2 separate regions of the Homo sapiens genome follow, and region 2 is linked to region 1. A link is a contact called in ENCODE Hi-C or POLR2A ChIA-PET data. All regions are on one chromosome and are shown on one strand. Each heading gives the region's core, a stretch centred on a gene start or an enhancer-like site at or near the end of the contact. The rest is flanking DNA. Distances are from core to core; before and after follow the strand shown.

Region 1 (2,700 bases), core at 94-2,593:
TTTTCTAGAAGTGAAGTTTAAGGCAACACCCTTGCTGCAGAAGAGCTAGTTTTATAATCACTTTCAGAAATCATGTTTTTTCCTTCAGTCTTCTCATCCTGTTGTTCCCACTCAAAATAGAGAATTGAATAAGAATAGTGATACAATTTACCCTTGGGGCTTATTTGATGGCTATTTCTGTGTTTGTGAATTACCAGCTACTGAAATTTACCTGTCACCTTCTTTGATTCCTGTTTCTGGTTTTTGGCACTTCCACATTGGTGGTGCTAGATAACACATGGGAGGATGTGTTCCTGAGCCTGGTCTGTGGTGCCCAGATATTAAGACATTAGGAAATATTCCCCATTTAGCACTATTTTTAGTTCAGAGCTCTTGAGTTTTCTTATATGTGAAGTGTTTTTTTAGTAAAATTGCTAGGCTGTTATCAAGTCTGATGGAGGTGCATAACGCTGAAAAGAATTTTGAGAGAAACCACTAAACAGCATTCACAGATTCGATTTAGAAAGTGTCTGTGTATTTTAAATAATTATTGCCATATTCTGTGGAGACTCATACCTGAACTCACAATATATAAACATGTAAAAGCCTAATTATTTTTTTCCTTAGTACTGTACAGTGATGATTTTTCTAAGGACCTGCAACAATTTTGAATAAGTAAAGAAAATTGTAGTTTGTTTTTAGCATTAAGTCTATTTTGTTATATCAAAATTCTTTTGCGGATATTCACACATGTAACTCAGTTATTTGAATTCCTTGTGACATACTTATTTTTTAAGAATCACTTTAGTAACATTGTTGTTCAAAATAATATAACACAGTTTTAATAAATCTATCTTTCTGATGGTACAATAGTTTCCTTCCATCCAAGGGGAATATGTTCCAAGACCCCCAGTGGATGCCTGAAACTGCAGATAGTAATGAACACTATATATACTGTGGTTTTTCTAGTACATATGTACTTGATAAACTTTAATTTATAAATTAGGCACAGTAAGAGATTTACAATAACTAATATAAAACAGAACAGTTATAATGATATACTGTTCACAGTTTCATGGATAGAAGGTTCATTCTTCCTGTAGATCTCAGCAGCCTCAGTGTATGATTTCTTTTCTTTCCTTATTAAGTTGAGAACTTCACCTTTTCACTTACAGAAGCACTTTCCAGCTCCTCTTTGTCATATCCATGTTGGCAGCATCACTCCTCTTGTGCTTTGGGGCTATTATTAAGTCAAAGAAGCGTGAGTTGAATACAAGCACTGCAATACCATGAGAGTTGGTCTGGTCACTGAGATGACTCCCAAGTGAGTCACCGGCGGGTAGTCCACAGTGTAGATGCACTGGACAAAGGAATGATTCATGTTCCAGGCGGGACGGAGTGGGGCGGTGCGGGACTGTGTGAGATTTCATCACATTACTCAGAACTGCATGCAGTTTAAAACTTATACATTGTTTTTTTCAGGAATTTTCCATTTAGTATTTTTTGACCGAGGTTGACCATGGGTAACTGAAACTGTGAAAAGTGAAATAACAGATAAAGGAGGACTACTTATTGGATTTCCCCTACATTGTCTCTGTTCTTTTTAAGAAAGGGGACAATACTTAGACCAATGGTAAAATCTTCTAAAACATGTCATTTCAGAAATTCATTATGTGTGTTTCTTATGGTTAAACTGCAGGAAACTGGCAGTCCTGTTTGCCTTTCTTGACAGCACAAATTTTGTATCAAAATCTCGTTTATTCAGTTGATTATATATATATATATATGCAGTTTTACCAGCATATAGACAGCTGCTATTTTTTTTTCTATTTAAGAGGCCAAATTTTTTTCCCCTTCATCACTATATTTTAAGCAGAAATGATATTTTTGTCACCATTTCAAGAAATATTTATAACATTAATCTAAAGCTTCTGTGACCTCTGTCAAATTCTGACTACAAATGATAAAGATAATACAATAAATAAAATTTGAATCTGTTAAAAAAAGTGAAAAGTGGCAAAAAGTCACTTTTTCCTCAGAATTATTTTCAGATGCTTTTTGTTAGCCTTATACAGAAAGAACACTTTGATCAAGTCTTATTATACTTTCCCCATGCATATTTTAGTGGTTTTTTTTTTTCCTTTAAGAAAAAGAGCAATCCTGGTCCACTTTGATAGCAGCATATACTTAACACTGATTGCATTTTGATGTCCTTTATGAATGTGTATTGGGTGATATTATTTCTGATTTTCCATGGCAATTTCAGATGTTTTATTGTTCTTAATTATTAACTACTCATTTTGATTAGTAGTTTGCCTTTCATGACAGTACAAATTTAGTATTGAAACCTTGTTTATTCAGTTGATCTCATGTATATAAATATACATATGTATGTTATTTGACTACGGTGCCTTGTCAAAGTATGAGAGCGTTTTATGTAAATGAACCTGTACTGTATATGTAATTATGTCTGTACTGTTCAGTAATTAATGTCATAGATCTGGAGTTGGGACATCCTACCTTCTGTCTGCTCTGTTCTCTACTGTAGGAGGCCGATCCTGGCAAATAACATTTCTCAGGCTCCTTTGCCAGCAGGCTTTTGGCTCGGTTTGGCAAATGGGAAGCACACGTGGAAGACAGGAGGGCGGAAAGAGGGGAAGAGCCGGGGTATTTCTTCCTCTCTTTTTCTGCCTTGAGAGGGGTCTCCACTACTGTTCAGAT
Region 2 (2,700 bases), core at 43-2,542, 500 kb before region 1:
TTCCTGCCCAGGTAGCCTCGGTTGGGCTCCACTATCCCTGCTCCAGTACCCACTCCCAGCACTTAAGAATGTCTCCTGTCTGGCTCCAGCATGAAGGTAACAGAGAAGGAAGATCTGGATTTCCGGCAGATTAAGTGGAGGAGAGAAGAGAGGGACCGAGGAAGAAAAAAAAGGCCGTGGACAAATGAAAACTGTCTTGTGAACATAAAGTGATTGACATAGATCACATCACCTGGATTATGATGATTTAAAAGGCAGTTCACACACAGAAATCCCAGAAAGGTTTAGAGCAAAATAATGACTTTCAGAGAAGACTGTGAATTTGGATCTCTACATTCCAGTACACTTATGGGGGAAAAGAAAGTGCTTTTAACTTACAAGTATTCTGAATAGTCACTCTTTCGGAGTCTTTTTTTTTTTAATTGGAAAGTAACATTTTTCCATTAGAGGATTCAATTCTACTACTGCTGCAAAAGAATTATTTCTGGAGTCAGAATCAAATCAACCTTTATAATCAGTCTAATGAGTCAGACCCACTGATATATATTAGTGGACCTGGCTTCTGTTCTAGGTCAGGAACTGAGAGCTCCTGACACTTTGTAATAGTGTAATAGGGGATAAAATGTCAGAAATTTCAGTGAAAATGGAGGTTAAGTTGTGCATTTTAAAAGCAATTTTTAGGTATAAGGTAGTAAGTAGCTAGTACTTATGTGCCAGCAGTTCAGAAAGCAAAACCCAATGGCCAATTATTCTTTGCTTTGTACATTTGGGGACTATAAGCAGACGGACACTAAGGAGCACACATCCCTGGATTTATTTCTCAAAACATATCGCACATTCCTAATTTTCCTCACAGATCTTTTTAAAGATTACTCTCAGAATGTGCCCAAAGAGTCCCTGAACAAATGCTATTCATTTTGGTAAATATAACAAAAATCATTAGAAGATATCAGCATTTTAAATAGCGATTATAATCCGGTGGTTGACTTCTGTATTGCCCTGTTCGGTATCTATATGTTTTGTAAAGGCTTACATTGACTTGTTTACAGATATACCATTTGCATTTAGCTAATTGTGACGTCTGTGGTCATTTTCTATAAAGAGGTTGGTCTTTAAGCTGTTGGTAATGAATGTGGCTTAGTTTCTACTGGAAAATCTGATTCAGCTTACATCATTTTGACTTATAGCACCTTTGCCAGGAATGAAATCTAAGAGTGCAAGACTGCCTTGTTTTTCCCCAGGTCTGCAGAGGCCTGTTGCTTTTAATGGGTTGTGTGTAGGACACAAGGATGTGACTCATCTATCCACTTAAGAGTCATAAAACAGTAATGCAGACAGCTCAGCGTCAGTCATAACGTTCATTGTATGCACCATACTGAATGGGCATTACCATTTAGTTTTTGTTATTTTACAGGAAAGTGGGCATTGGTACCCAGTGGACAAACAAAATATTTATTAAGCTTATTGTCATCAATGTCATTAATATAACTGTTTTCAGTGAGCGTAGAACAAGTGTGTGGAGCTATTTGTTGTCAACTGAACATCCCTGCCACCCCTTCTAATGTCTCCCTGCTCCATGGAAGAGAAATCAGGACTGTAGTTGTAATTTGCAGAATTCTCTTCTCTGTGAGGTTCAGGAGAGACCATCCAGGAAGACGCACTTGTATGAGGAAGGAGGAAGGCAAGGCCAGTATTCTCCAGTGGCAGTTGTAGGCACACGCATGGAGAGATGTAAGGTTCAAAGCAGCTTTCAGATGAACTTTTGGAGAATTGCCTTTTGTGCTACGAGAGGGGATAGATGTCTAGAGCATCTCTCGACTCACAAGTTTTGCAGTTTTCCAGGTGAGCTCCTGGGAATCGTGTGCTTCAGTGCTCCAAGCAGAGTGTTAACAATGGCCTCCTTGACCTTTGCTTCCCTAACAGTTGCAGAAGCTTCACTTTCTTGTCTAAAACTATTAATATTTGGAAGACACAGAGTGGCTTCTATTTTCCTGATAAAAACGTGGCTGATATAAGAAGTAATTATTTAAAAATTAATAAAAAATTAGAAAAGGTAGAATGCATAAATCATAGATTAAAATAAACTGCCAGTGGGCTATGGTTACTATAAAAATAAGATGGTCAAAGGCTGATCAAATGGAAGAATGAATAAATAAAAGTCATTCAAATAATCAATCAATTATAGAACAATCAATTAAATATATTAAATATTAAGTTTATGTAATTATAATTTATCTATTATGTACATATTATATTTAATCTGTAAATATATATGATATATATATAACAACTAGGAATCTAGATTCGGTATCACACGATTAGTACCAAGCATGAAGTGAGCACAGCAAGCAGGAAGTAAGGCCAGGATGAAAGAACACATCCCAGCTAGAAACAGGAAATTAGAAGTTTGATTCACTTATTTATTCATGCAACAAATATTTTTGAGCACTTTCTACCCCAAGTACTGTGCTAAATGGTGGAGGATGCAACAAGAACAAGATAAACGGGTAACTGCTCTTGAGGTGCTTATGCTCTACTTGGGAATATGGACAAGTGAATAGCCAACTGTCATTGAGTGTGATGCGTGTCATGATGAGAGAAGTACATCGTGTTGTAGGAACACCTAGAGGCAGGAAGTAGGGTGTGGGGTGGGGAGGAAAAAAGACTTCCTGAGAAAGTGGCTTCTAAGCTGAGACTTGA

What was found. A loop is a pair of places that touch in the nucleus more often than their neighbours do. ChIA-PET counts read pairs that join two places held with the same protein, here RNA polymerase II (POLR2A). Pooled maps may share reads with other maps.
Region 2: a loop to region 1 is called in a map of endothelial cell of umbilical vein, with 9 times the contacts of the local background. The contact joins two enhancer-like sites. A Hi-C loop is called at or near these places in 1 of 168 maps with a recorded cell type or tissue (endothelial cell of umbilical vein) and 1 of 50 pooled maps. POLR2A ChIA-PET finds 5 or more read pairs at or near these places in 2 of 52 experiments (Panc1 and activated naive CD4-positive, alpha-beta T cell).

Annotation. Positions count from the first base shown.
Region 1 is chr11:129,142,139-129,144,838 of GRCh38, reverse strand. All of the region lies in intron 2 of ARHGAP32 (Rho GTPase activating protein 32), which reads left to right. Among named protein-coding and RNA genes, the nearest start is that of ARHGAP32, 49 kb to the left of the region's middle. RefSeq lists an enhancer at 898-2,097. Within about 2 kb of position 1,343, at least 9 of the 41 ENCODE cell types and tissues checked have a DNase peak (open chromatin) inside an H3K27ac peak, as active enhancers do; they include Panc1, where a contact is called at or near this core.
Region 2 is chr11:129,638,088-129,640,787 of GRCh38, reverse strand. No RefSeq gene overlaps it. Among named protein-coding and RNA genes, the nearest start is that of LINC01395, 22 kb to the right of the region's middle. RefSeq lists an enhancer at 409-1,608. Within about 2 kb of position 1,292, at least 4 of the 41 ENCODE cell types and tissues checked have a DNase peak (open chromatin) inside an H3K27ac peak, as active enhancers do; they include Panc1, where a contact is called at or near this core.